Regions from separate parts of the Homo sapiens genome. Here region 2 is linked to region 1. The links are chromatin contacts, found by Hi-C or POLR2A ChIA-PET in ENCODE. All regions are on one chromosome and are shown on one strand. The core of a region is the stretch at or near the end of the contact, and the rest is flanking DNA. Distances in the headings are between cores, read along the strand shown.

Region 1 (7,108 bases), core at 4,173-6,672:
AAAAATACAAAAATTAGCTGGGCATGGTGGCAGGTGCCGGTAATCCCAGCTACTCCGGAGGCTGAGGCTGAAGAACCGCTTGAACCTGGGAGGCGAAAGTTGCAGTGAGCTGAGATTGTGCCATTGGGCTCCAGCCTGGGTGACAAGAGCAAAACTCCGTCTCCAAAAAAAAAAAAAGAGAGAAAGATCTAAATGTATTCACATGTTGTATTATTCATTGAAAAAAGCAAAGTACAGAATAACATCTATCCTATGCCATTTTTGTGAAAGTCTTTTTTTGATATTTCATGGTCGAGATTGTGGGGCTTCTTCCAGAATATGTCAGTCTTGCCTTCACTCTGCCATAAGTTCAGGCAAGAAAGCAGCTCCTTTCTCTAAAGAATAGATAGCACCTGCCATGCACCAGGTACTGTGATAATGTATAACAATTTCTGTGTAATGTATAATTATTCCCATTTTTCAGATGGCAAAACTGAAAGATAAGAGAGATGAGTGACTTGCCAAGTTTACACAGCAAGGACAGGAATGAAAACTCAAGCCTGTCTAACTCCAGAGAAGGAAGAGCGTGGGCTCTTGGAATCTGATTCTCAGCTTTGTTTGTTCCCTGTGGATTGTCAGGCCATGGGCCTGGAGGCTGCTCCATTTCAGGAAGCGTAGCTAACAAGAATGCTGGTTTATGAATTTACACGGAGAGGTTGTTCATGGTCCTTTATTTGAGAATAGTAGTAAGTGGACGTCAGAGAGTCATCTTGCCCCAGGGGTACGCCCCTGTATTTTGATGGGAATATTTCAGTAGCTCCTAACTGGTCCACTCATGTTGCCTGGATGTTCCATGCTCCTTCACAAAGCTGTCCTTGCTAAGTTGCTAACTAGAAAACCCTTCCTGCCTACCAGCTAGTCAACAAACTCCTACTTCCCCATCAAAACCCAGCTAATATGTCCCTTCTGTTTTCTTTTCAACAACACCATTTATAGATCCTCCAACTGAGCCTTTTTAATAACACTAGTAATGTTATCATTTATTGAGCTCCCATTATCTGCTAGGCAATTTTAAGTATTGATATACTTGTACCTTTTAATGTTCATGGTAATTATGCAATACAAGTATAACTATTTACATTTCTTCCAGATGAGGAAACAACCTCGAGATGTTAGGAAATTTGCCCAAAGTCTCACAACCAGGACATGAAGAAACAGAACTTTCTGACTCCAAAGTTCATACTCTCCCCCTTACACCACATCCCCTTTTCCTTGCACCATTCACTTTGAATTGCAAATACTGCTTGTCACTTGTCACCATCTTCACCCTTGCCCCACAAGCCCTGGCAGGCAGGTGGTGGCTCTGATTTCAGGACTGCCACCCCATTGTCCAGTACAAGGCCTGCTCTCAAGTGGCCAATCCTAAAAGTTGCATAGCAGTGAATTGTTTCATTTACAGGAACACACCTTGGAAAATAAAAGCAATGTGTTCATTCTTTCCCTGCAGATGGGATAGGCCCACTCTCTCCCCCGAAGAGGTGATAAGGGGGCAGGTCTTGTCTCCTTGAGGACTTGCAGATGTTTCCTGAGGCCCTGAGAGCATTTCTGCTTCTGACCTGCCTTGGCTGCCACTGCCAGTTAATGTGAGCTGCTGGGAAAGCCAGCTTCATGGCTCTGCTGCGTGTGGATGCCAACCACTGACTCCAGCCAGCTCTCCTGGAAACTGCCCTGAAATATTAAGGCTAGTAGGGGCCCACCAAGGATGGAGGCTGCATCACCAGCTTGCTGGATTCTCACTGAAGCCCAGCAGGATTTTCATTGCAGAAACTAAGCTTGTTAAGACCTCAAGCTTGGCAGTCAGCTCTAGCTTTGAAAATCTCCTCTACCACTTACTAAATCTGTGGTCTCTGGGCAAGTTTCTCAGCCTTTCTTAGCCTCAGTTCCTTCATCCATAACAGGAAGTAATTGCCTTCTTTTCTAGGTTGTTGATAAAAAGAGATAATGCACATAAAACCCTTCCCATTGAGCCCAGCACAGTGCCTGCATACAACAACTGCACCAAAAGTGATGATAATAATGATCATTGTTATGCAACTATCCATGGCAAATTTTTTCTTGTTTGCAGCTAAGAATCTTGATATGGCTAATATTATTAGTTGGGGGAGCAGAATAGTTTCTTTGGAAGGACAAGTCATTTGGGCTAGATGAGTAGTTTTCCCTAGTCCAGGACCAGTCCTGCCTGAGAAAGTGATCTCCCACCTTTGGGTGTAAACATATGCTGTTCTAGATCCCAATTCCTGGAGTAACCCTGGGAAGGCAGAGGCCTGGTCAAAACAAGACCCGTACTTTCCTGAATGCCAGGAAGCAATTACTTCTGTATCCCAACCACCTAACTCTAGACAGAGCAATTAGCAATTATTAAAATAATTTATTATTTTTTGAAGAAAGTGAATGATAATTTTATAGTGAACAATGTTTAAAAGTTAGAAAGTATTTTCTTAGGGATTATGATACTTACATTACTTAAGCACACAAATACCCACAAAAAAGAACATGGACTTTATTTAAATTTTACATAACTATTTCTTGAACTCTTCCAGTTTTCATCAACAGGGCTGCAGGGAGAAACTGATTGATTTGTGCAGTTTGGGTTTCCAATATTTTCCCTGGACATTCTTTCATATATACTTTTCTATATTTTGACGAATTTCATTTTGTCATTTTTAAGCTTATCATAGTATTCTTTCAAATGGGGGCCAAAGTTTGCTCATCCACCTGTCATTTGGGACCTGGGTAGGCCCCACTTTATGTAATCATGCATAATACTAGCAACCTTTATTTAAAAAAAGATTTATTTATTTACTTATTTTTTGAGACAGTCTCACTCTGTTGCCCAGGCTGGAGTGCAATGGCATCATCTTGGCTCACTACAACCTCTGCCTCCTGGGTTCAAGCAATTTTCCTGCCTCAGCCTTCCGAGTAGGTGGGATTACAGGTGTCCGCCACCACACGTGGCTAAATTTTGTATTTTTAGCAGAGACAGGGTTTTGCCATGTTGGCCAGGCTGGTCTCAAACTCCTGACCTCAGGTGATCTACCCACCTCAGCCTCCCAAAGTGCAGGGATTACAGGCGTGAGCTACCGCTCCTGGCCTGAAACAAGATTTAAAAACAATTTTGGAAATACATCCTTAGGACGAATCACTTAGATGTGGACTTGGGAGCCAAAGGATAGGAATAGATTTTTCTGCTTTTGTTACTAAAGGTTGGATTATCCTGAAGATAGAGAAAACCAGCTCACAGAGATCCTCCATGCACTCACTTCTGGTCTGAAATAGGAAAGAAATACAGAAGCAATGCCAATGAGATGACAAGGCACTCTTTGCAGAGCCAGGCAGCATTTGCTGGAAGGGGCTGGACTTTTCTTTTCCATGGGAACGTTCTCAGCTGATATCCCAGTCCTCTGGCTGTCAGTTTATTCAGGGCTACTCCACCCCCGCCTCAACTGCCTTTGCAGGAATTGCACAGTGGTAGTTGACACAGAGCCGGACGCACTCTAGAACCTCCCATGAATTCCAGAGAGTCAAATGCCTGTGGTGGGCAGGAATAAATGTTCTACTTGAACAAGGTGACATGGCCTGGGAGAGGGAGAACCACACCGACCAGGCAGGGCCCCGCCATCAACCTGCTGATGCAACAGGTACCCCCTCCCCACCTGGATGGCAGATTTCTTAATTTACACAACTATAGATGCATTTATTTGGCTTAGGAATTTGATTCCTTTTTTTTTTTTATACAGTTTCACTCTGTCACCCAGGCTGGAGTGCAGTGGCGCCATCTTGGCTCACTGCAACCTCCGCCTCCTGGGTTCAAGCAATTCTAGTGCCTCAACCTCCTGAGTAGCTGGGACTACAGGTGCGCACCACCATGCCCAGCTAATCTTTGTATTTTTAGTAGAGAAAGGGTTTTACCGTATTGGCTAGGTTGGTCTTGACCTCCTGACCTCAAGTGATCTACTGGCCTCGACCTCCCAAAGTGTTGGGATTACAGGCGGGAGCCACTGCACCCAGCCAGGACTTTGACTCTTGATAAAATACAGGACTCCTGGGAGAGGGTACAGTACCATTTATATCCCAGAGTGAACTATTTTACCAAAGCTGACTCTGAGAACAGGCCTGGTTGGGGAAGGAGGTGAAGAGACCCCATGAAGATCCTGAAAGCAAGGCCGGGTGCGGTGGCTCACGCCTGTAATCCCAGCACTTTGGGTGGCCAAGGTAGGCAGATCACTTGAGGTCAGGAGTTCAAGACCAGCCTGGCCAACATGGTGAAACCCCATCTCTACTAAAAATACAAAAATTAGCCAGGTGTGGTGGCACAAGACTGTAGTCCCAGCTACTCAAGAGGCTGAGGCAGGAGGATCACTTGAACCCAGGAGGCGAAGGCTGCAGTGATCCGAGATCACACCACTGCGTACTCTAGCCTGGGACGCCATGAGAGTTTTTATTAAAAAAGGAAAGAAGAGAGAGAAGAGAAGAGAAGATCAGTTCCTGAAAGCAAGAAAAGGAGGCCCGTGAAGGAGGTGAAGCTCATGGTCTAGCCTTCTATAGTTCACAAAAACTCTTAAGATGTAGGCTTCCTTCTCTAGTTGCCTCTGCCCCAGGGGGCTCCTTGAGAAGAACACTGTGCTTTGGGGGAGCAGCAGACAAGCCCCCCTGAGGTCATCTGGCTTAGAAACAAACCTGGGATGGGTGTTTCCTGTTGGATTGGAGAACTGACTGAGCTGCAGTTACAGTGGAGTTGCCCCAGTGGGCATCTGGCCTTCACAGTTAGCACCATGATGATGCTGTGATTTCTGCTTTGCTGTGGCTCTGTTTCTCTGGAAGCGGAATCATCACCATGATTTAACCTTTAGCCCAGCTCAGCGCACTAGACTGTGGCTCAGACCAAAACTTCCTTTCAGATTTTCTCTCTCTCATTTGCTATATTCTACCCATTCCAGCTTTTTTCTCCCTCTCAAACACATACGAAGCTTGTGTCTGTCTATGAGACTTTGCATTTACCATTCTGTCTCCCTGGTCTTCCCCAGCCTGCCTCCTCGTTCTCATTCAGGCCTCAGCTCAATGTGTACCTTCTCCCAGATGGCTTCCTTGACCATGCTTGTGAAAGTGACATGCCACCCCGGAGTCATTTTCTATCCCATTATTAGTCTGTGTTTTCTTCTTAGCACTGTCATTTTCTGAAATTATCTGATTTATTTAGGTACCCATATACTCTCTGGCTCCCTAACCAGAACATAAACTCCATGAGAACAGCAACAGAGCCTTTCTGTTCTCTGCTAAGAGCTGAGAATAGTGCTGGCACATACAGGGGATCCATCCAAGGATCACAGGCAGAGCCGTCCTTGCTTTTCCTCATTTGGCTTTAGAGTTTTTCTCCTAAGTGGTATACAGATATTGGCTTGGCAGGGAACAGAGCCAGGCAGCCAGTCCTGCATGCAGACCAGGGTTCCCGCCTAATTTAGCAGCTTCACAAGGGGTGTGGCCTGGGCTCCAGGGATCTGAGCTGGACCCAGTAGACAGAAGTTCACAGAGATGGGCTTTAGTGTAATAGCAAAAGGACTTGAGAACAGAGCTGACAGGAGACAGAATGGGAACGCCGATGCTTAACTGCACCAGTTCCATGCCCATCCATCCCCCTGTGGTCCACTCGCCACCCTCTGCTTCTGTGCAGCCTGCCCACACACCTGCAAGCTCACTGAGCTCATTGGTCACTGGAACTGCTTCCCAGCACAGAGGGTGGGGATTCGGCATCACTGGGGGAACTAAATTGGATGGTCTCTGTGGGCCATTTCATCTCCTATTTCAGGGGCTTGGCTGAGAGCAGTTTATTTCTAATCCTGAGGACTGCAGGGCCTCCAGGGAGGAGAGGGTGACAGACTGGGTTAAGCTGTTAATGGTGCTCTGGGGTTAAAGCTCAATGACCCACAGTGCCAGTGCACTGATTAGTGACCACATCCGCCCACCTGCTGTTTGCTTAGCAGGGAGAGCTGCTCTTCTGAATCAGGAATGCAGCACCAAGAAGAAATATGCATTCCAGGCCTGGTTCTGCTGCCAAGTTATCATGTGAGCTTGAATGAGTCCTTTCCTGCTCTGAGCCTTGGTGTGTCTTCCTGGAAGAATGTTTGGATTAGACCTAGATGCTTTTTTTTTTTTTTTTTTTAGATGGAGTTTCGCTCTTGTTGCCCAGGCTGGAGTGCAATGGCACGATCTTGGCTCACTGCAACCTCTGCCTCCTGGGTTCAAGCGATTCTGCTGCCTCAGCCTTCCAAGTAGCTGGGATTACAGGCATGTGCCACCACGCCCAGCTAATTTTGTATTTTTAGTAGAGATGGGGTTTCTCCATGTTGGTCAGGCTGGTCTCGAACTCCTGACCTCAGGTGATCTGCCCGCCTTGGCCTCCCAATGTGCTGGGATTACAGGCGTGAGCCACCATGCGTGGCCTGACCTAGGTGCTTTTTAAGGCCATCTCTTCTAACTCTAACGTTCTAGGATTAACTGGTGAACCTCACACATGAAAAAAGTTCCATCCATGGCAAGAGCTCATGCCCAGGCTCCAATTCTTCAGCAGATCCTCTTTCTTAGCTGACAGCCTGGAATGGAACCAAGACCCCTGACCTCTGTCATCGGCAGCTCAAGTCTTCTCGGAGAGTCTGTGTTTATTCACAGCTCTGGCTGGGCAGCTGAAAAAAGTATGTGATCTGTCAGTGGACAGATCCTGAGCTGTCCATCAGGAGGGAGATGAGCTAAGTCTAGAAGCCACCTGGGGGCTGTCCCACCAGCGCCCCCAACAGGTCTACTCATCCAAAGGGCAGGAAAGGGACTTTGTGCCTCTGCCTTTGATGGTGTAAGGACTCCTTGGGCAACATTTATGCCAAGACCTCGCTGTATTTGGCAGCCTTAGGGAAGCCTCCCTGTGGTCTTAAACCTGGAGCAGGAAGGAAGTGTAATGACAAGAAGCCTTTTCGTGAGGCCCATGACTATTTCATGATGTGATAGTTTCACTGCTGATAGTTTCACTGCACTTTCCTGAAACTCAACTCATCTTTGGCACAGCCATGTAGGAAGATCAGGG
Region 2 (6,349 bases), core at 3,339-5,838, 160 kb before region 1:
TAGAGGATTAAATGAGATCATGGACCTAAGAGCTTAGCAGAGTGCCAGGTACGAGTGAGCCCTCAGTAAACACTAGCTAGTGTTATTATTTATCAAGGTTTTATTGTATATCAAGTACCATGCTAACTTGTTACATAATTCCTCCCCTTAAAACCTCACAACAACCTCCTGAGGCAGCTACTTTTATCCTGCCCATTTTACAGATAAAGAAACTGAGGCTCAGAGAGGTGAGGTCACTCTTCAGGGTCACATGGCTAGTGAGGAGCAGCAAAGCTTGGAGTTTTTTGGTAACAGCTTTTTAAAGATGCAATTCACACACCATACAATTTACCCACTTAAAGTGTATAATTTGGCCAGGCGCAGTGGCTCCCATCTGTAATCCCAGCACTTTGGGAGGATGAGGCAGGCAGATCACTTGAGGTCAGGAATTCAAGACCAGCCTGGCCAACGTGGTGAAACCCCATCTCTACTAAAAATACAAAAATTAGCTGGGTGTGGTGGTGCATGCCTGTAGTCCCAGCTACTCGGGAGGCTGAGGCAGGAGAATCACTTGAGCCCAGGAGGTCGAGGCTGCAGTGAGCCAAGATAGCATCACTGCTCTCCAGCCTTGGTGAGAACTTGACTCAAAAAAAAAAGTGCCATTATAGCTAATTAGATAAACGCAACATGAAAGTCACAGGCTTCTCTTTAAGGCAATCACTTGTCCTTAAATTTAAAGCTCAAAACCCTGGGAGAGGGGAGCAAAGTAGAGCTCACTGGGGGGTTCTATGCTTTGTTTTGGGGTTTTTTGTTGTTTTTGTTTTTTGTTTTCTTATTTTATCTTTTTTTTTTTTTCTTTTGAGACAGAGTTTCTCTTTGTCACCCTGGCATATTTTTTATTTTTTTGAGACGGGATCTTGCTATGTTGCGCAGGCTGGTCTCGAACTCAGGCTGAATCCATCCTCCCACCTCTCCATCCCTAAGTGCTAGGATTACTGGCATTAGCCCCCATGCCCGGGATTAAGGGGACAGTTCTATCCTTTATAAGTCTTAGTAACTCTGGGATTCCAATGAGAAAAGCCTCCAGGGAGGCCAGGGTACATTAAGGTGTCAGCAGGGTCCCCTCCCTCTGGAGTTTGGATAGAAAGAGCACTGGACGTGGAGTCCTTTAACCCGGATTCAAATCCCGACGTGCTACTTGCTACCTGTGTGACTTTGGGCAAGTCACATCACCAGCTCTGAGCCCAACTGTCATCTTGGGCAAAGCTGGAGAACAAAGTCCCTGACCAGTCGGGGATCTGGGACTGGGATTACACAAATACAAGAGAAGGTCCTCGCCCATGGCAGGCTCCCATCGATTTTTGGTGGAGCCGAGGCTGGCGGACTGTGTGCTGGGTTATTTAAGGAGTCGACTCTCTGACGCCTTCTACCAGTAAGTCGTGTATTTAGCATTCATTCATCAAAGCCTCCGGATGCCTCCTACGTGCCCTGCACTATGCTGGTCTTGGTAATCCGTGGTCCCTATCCCAGCGCCCAGGTGGGTCCGGGAGATCGACAAGAACCCGCGGGGCGGGCGCGAGGCTGGGGAGCCGCGGGCGGCCGGGTGGGCCCGCGCCGCCGCCATATGGAACGCATTGAGCGGCGCTCGCATTCCAAACGCGCGGGGCTGCCCTGGCTCGCAGGCGCCGGCTCCTGGCCCGCGCCCGGCCTTCTCTTGGCAGCCGGGGCCTGCGCGCCCTATCAGGGGCCTCCCGCCGCGGCCTTCGCGGGAGCGCGGCCAAAGCAGACGAGGCGGGTGGGAGGCGTCGTGGAAAAAGGGCTTGCCCCGCCACGGACCCGGGAGGTACCTCCGGGATGGCCAGAATCCCAAGGATTCCGTTGCTTTGTTGTATTACAGAAAAGTAATGGAAACATGTGAGTCTCCGCCGCAGACAGAGGCAAAGAGAGGTCCTAAGGTTGGCATTCAGGGCCTTAGCCTAAGTTTCAGATCAGCTTTCCCTGACCTCCATCCTGTTTCTCCTTTCTGCTGGAGCCCTTATCTTGGGTTCCATGACTGACAGAGAACAGCGCCAGGCGGTAGCTGACCCTCCAAAGGTAGTGGGTGATCAGTCTTAGGGGACGGTGGCTCAGCACCAACCACGTGCCAGGCAGGCTTCCCACGTTCATCTCGTGGCCCTTCCAGAAGCCACTGCCATGATTAGGGTCGTCCCTGTTGACAGATGAGGTGACAGGTTCCAAATGAATCCACCATTCCAGTGGTCCAAAAACCGGCCCTACATGGGATCACCCCTGGGCTTGTGAAAACTGGGAGCGCTGGGTGGGCCCCACATGGTTTGAGTCAGTAGTTCTGGAGTGAGGCTGGAGATTTTGCATTTATAAGAGCTCCCAGTCTAGGCTGATGCTCCAGGTCTGGAGCTACACTTTGAGAACCACTGCCCTATGCAACAGTGCCTCTTATGAATAAATTTTAGGCCCTTAGGGAAACCTACAACTCACCATAGACCACCTTCCATCGCAGGGATCTATATGATGTATTTTCTCCCTCGTAACAGTATTAGAGAGTTGCTTTCCTGACTGTCTGCCTGGTGTCCAACCCTCAGAGGGAGTGAGCCCCAGACACTACATTCAGTCATCTCTGAGTGCACCTCCTGTGCACTGCATGACGTGTGCTTTCTAAAGCATGCGTGCATCTGTCAAGCAAAAGGTCAAGGAACCGTTCAAAGATGAATTTGCTCACTTAAGTGATGACCAGGAGAGGGATCAGTCAGGGCTGGGAAGCTTGCAGAAAACTGCCAGAGGCTTCCAGAAAGGGAATGTACAGGGCTAGGGCTAGAGATTGGATGACGGGGGCAGACAGGACAGGGTCTTTAGCACATAAGCATGCTGAGAGGGGAGTGATGGGGCAGCCACACTCAGACAGGGAGCCACCTGCCATCACTGCTATAATCAGAGGGGCCCTGGTGTGGAGGGGAGCAGAGACCTGGGACAAGGAGCTGAGGGAATCGAGAGCTTCTGGAAGGCCTCCCCATTTTATTGACCCAGTGAATCCATGTGGTTTCTCTGTCACACTCTAGCTGGCTTGAGCAAAGGGAGAGCGTCCTCACTCATGTTGCACACATTACTGCCTTTACTAAGTCATTTAACAATGACATTCATAGATGAGGGTATTTCTGGTGTTGAAATAATCACAGCTGCCACTTATTAAGTGCCTGTTACATGCTAGGCACTTTACATCATCTTACTCAATCCTCCCAGCAACTCTGATAAGGTGGCACTGAGATTGTCCCCATTGTACAGACGAGGAAACTGAGGCTAAGAGAGGTTAGTCAGCTTGGCTAAGGTCCCAGTCGCTAGGAAATGGCAGGGCTATTGTCTTTCCATCTCTAAACTGCTGCTTTCCACTCTACCATCCTGCCCTCATTTCCTGAACACCTGCTCTGTGCAAGGCCCTGTGTGCAACCACAAAATGAATCATTCAAGTAGTCATGTATTCAATAACCCTTTTTTTCAGCACTTACTATTTTTATGGGCTTATTTATTTATAGCATGCCTTATTTCAGAAAGCACTTAACTTCTTTATTTGATATACAAGCATAAAATTTTACAGGAGTGGTCATGTGACAAGCATCAAACGAAAAACAGAAGTTGGAAAGGTCAGAAGCACCCAGGAATGACAGGTATACAAGTGTGGACCTTGAGGTCCTATATGCCATGGGGACAGGCCACAAATTGCCCTCTGACCTTTCTAGCAGCTAAAACTTGATCCCACGCAATTCAGTGTCCATAAGACACTGGCACACCATTGCTGAGGCAAATCAAAACTCTATTAGGCCCTGAGACCTGAGAGGTATTTTTTTAGAGAGTTGGCATGAAGAGAACACTGTTAAACGTGAGGAACAATGTCCCCAAACAGCCTCCCAATTGCACGTACGGCACAAGTCTCAGGGGCCGTTTCCTGTACCCGCTCCCCACCGCCTCCCCACTCCTACTCCGTGCTGGCCCAAGTCCCATAGCAGGAAAACAGCTCAAAAAAGAGAGAGCCGAGACAAGGCCAGGCAAGCACACCACCCTCTAGCTTCATCCACGTGTGGGGTTTGCCGCAAACATTGGTAATAGATGCTAAATTCAGGTCCCAGGTAAGTTTTGTTTGGTCTGAGCTGTGTACTTAAATGGCTTGAATTAGTTGTCAGCTTTAAACAAGTTTCACCTTTTTAAAAATTCAGATTTTTGGCATTCTCTTTTTAAAAAAGAGGGACTTGACAACATGGGGCCCACATTCCCAAAGGACAAGAATTTGCTAGAGCCAGTCGTTTTCCAGTCCCCGCATGGTCCCCTGGAGGCCTTTCTTTGCTTTGAACTTTCCTACCTGGCTCTGCAAGGCGTCAGGGGTTTGCAGCCTGTTTTAGGATGTTTTGAGCCCTGGCACATTTGTGTGCAGAAGGATCACCAGGAGACTTGTTTATAGCACAGGGTCCCTGGTCTGGCTCCTTGGATTTGGGGTGGGGCTCAGACAGGCATCCTTCTACCAGGTGACTGTGATGCTTCCGTCTCTCCTAACAAGCACGGAAGACTGGGTGGGGCCTGTGGGGGACTATACAGCTGCTCAATGCTACTGACTCAGATAAACAGATGACTAGTTTTCTTTCAACACAACAAATATGGCAAATATAGTGGGGTTCCGAGTTCAAGGTTATACTCCCCGAGGTGCCTGGAGTGCAGCTCCTCTAAGTGGCTGGGTGGGTCTTGAGTCGTGTGCTGTAAATTATGGTGGCGCTCCACCTGGGCTGCACCTTGAACCACCCGGGGAGCTTTTCAACCCACACTCTTCACCCCATGCCTAGGCCACATCCAGGCCAATCAAACCAGAGTCTCTGAAGATAAGAACACAGGCATCAGCATGTTAAGGTTCCCGGGGTGATCCCAAAGTACGGCAGGTGTGCGGGCTTAAGATTGAGCAAGGTTCTCTAGGCCAATACCTTCTCTAGATATTGACTGTAGCTGGACCAAGTTCCTCAGAGAGGGGAGGGGAGGGAAGGAGAGGAGAAGAAGGGGAAAGGAGGGGAGAGGAGGGGAGAGAAGGGAAGAGGGCGGGAGAGGCAGATGAGTAAATGGATCCTTACACTAACTGTGATGAGCAGAAACCCAGGCGCTCTGGGGCATGAGCAGGGATACCTAACCCAGCCCTGGGGGCTCAATCTCTCCCCACCCCTGCAGGAGAGGCTTGGGGTGAGTTTTGGGAATAAGGACCATCCAGCCACATGACGAAGGGGAAGGAAAATCCCCATCAAGGCAAAAACACAGTCCAAGGCTCTGAGGCCCAAATTCCGGGGAGAGGGGTGAAGGTTGTTTGTCGCACCTGGGTTAAAGGGTGGGGGTGGAGAGTAGGAGAAGAGGCTACACAGGTGAGAAGGTGTCAGATCACAAAGGGCCTTGTATGCCAAACTAAGAAGACTGAACTTGACCATGAAGTTAGGCAGACCCTCTGGAGAGTTTTAAAGCAAGGAGTCGTGTGGATGAACAAACCTGTGATGGGCTGGGGTTACCAAGGAGGGCTTCCTGGAGGAGGTCAGACTTGAGCTGAGGGAAGGATAGGATTTGGAGAGCTGACATTCTGATGAGCGGCTTCGGTTAAAGCTCACAAAAACCCTTCCCTCCCCCATGCCCTTTGAAATCATTTGAATCAAAGATTGCGTGTGTTAAAGACATGTTTGTCTGTTATCTGAAAGCTGTGGTTTCTCTTTAACAGATTCAGGGCCTCATCCTTTGACTCGGAACCAGGAAGGAATTAGGAGCGAGTCCTCCTGCCCAGAGAGCTAATTACTGAAATTCAGTGGCCTCACCAGGGCGAGTGGCGTCACCGGCCTGCATCCCCCAACAGCTCCTAATTTCTAACTGGTCAAAGTTAGACATTTCAGTACATTTTTATGGGCTGCCCAAAGCCAGCTGGAAGCTTTTTTTCCATAAACTCTCCCTGAGACAAGTAGCCAGGTTTCACATATTAAAATGAAAACGTCAAAAGCGTTAACAGGAAAAAAAAAAAAAAAAAAAAAAGCAGGCTCATTTGTGAGGCCTCAGCTCACAAAACCTGAATCAGGGTCCAACAGCATCTGCCTGTTTTTATTCTGCAAAGCTGAGATCAAGTTAAAAGGATGATGATAATCACTTGTTTATCTATTCACTCAGCAAACACTTATGGGACATTTACTGGGTGCCAGGTCTTGAACTGGGCACTGAGATGAGAAGCTGCCTGAGGCATGATGGTCCCATCCCACTGCCCTCCAGGGCTCAAAATACTTTATAGTTTACAAAGTGTTTTCACATGCAATTTTGTGAGCTGTGGGTGCCATTATTATCCACATTGCTTAATACA

What was found. A loop is a pair of places that touch in the nucleus more often than their neighbours do. ChIA-PET counts read pairs that join two places held with the same protein, here RNA polymerase II (POLR2A). Pooled maps may share reads with other maps.
Region 2: a pooled map shows a loop between it and region 1 (2.1-fold over the local background). The contact joins two enhancer-like sites. A Hi-C loop is called at or near these places in 2 of 50 pooled maps. POLR2A ChIA-PET finds 5 or more read pairs at or near these places in 4 of 52 experiments (activated CD4-positive, alpha-beta T cell, activated T-cell and activated naive CD4-positive, alpha-beta T cell).

Annotation. Positions count from the first base shown.
Region 1 is chr9:120,729,720-120,736,827 of GRCh38, reverse strand. No RefSeq gene overlaps it. Among named protein-coding and RNA genes, the nearest start is that of MEGF9, 19 kb to the right of the region's middle. Within about 2 kb of position 5,422, at least 7 of the 41 ENCODE cell types and tissues checked have a DNase peak (open chromatin) inside an H3K27ac peak, as active enhancers do.
Region 2 is chr9:120,889,955-120,896,303 of GRCh38, reverse strand. It overlaps a transcript of PHF19 not described here. Among named protein-coding and RNA genes, the nearest start is that of PHF19, 16 kb to the right of the region's middle. RefSeq lists an enhancer at 3,464-3,683. Within about 2 kb of position 4,588, at least 10 of the 41 ENCODE cell types and tissues checked have a DNase peak (open chromatin) inside an H3K27ac peak, as active enhancers do.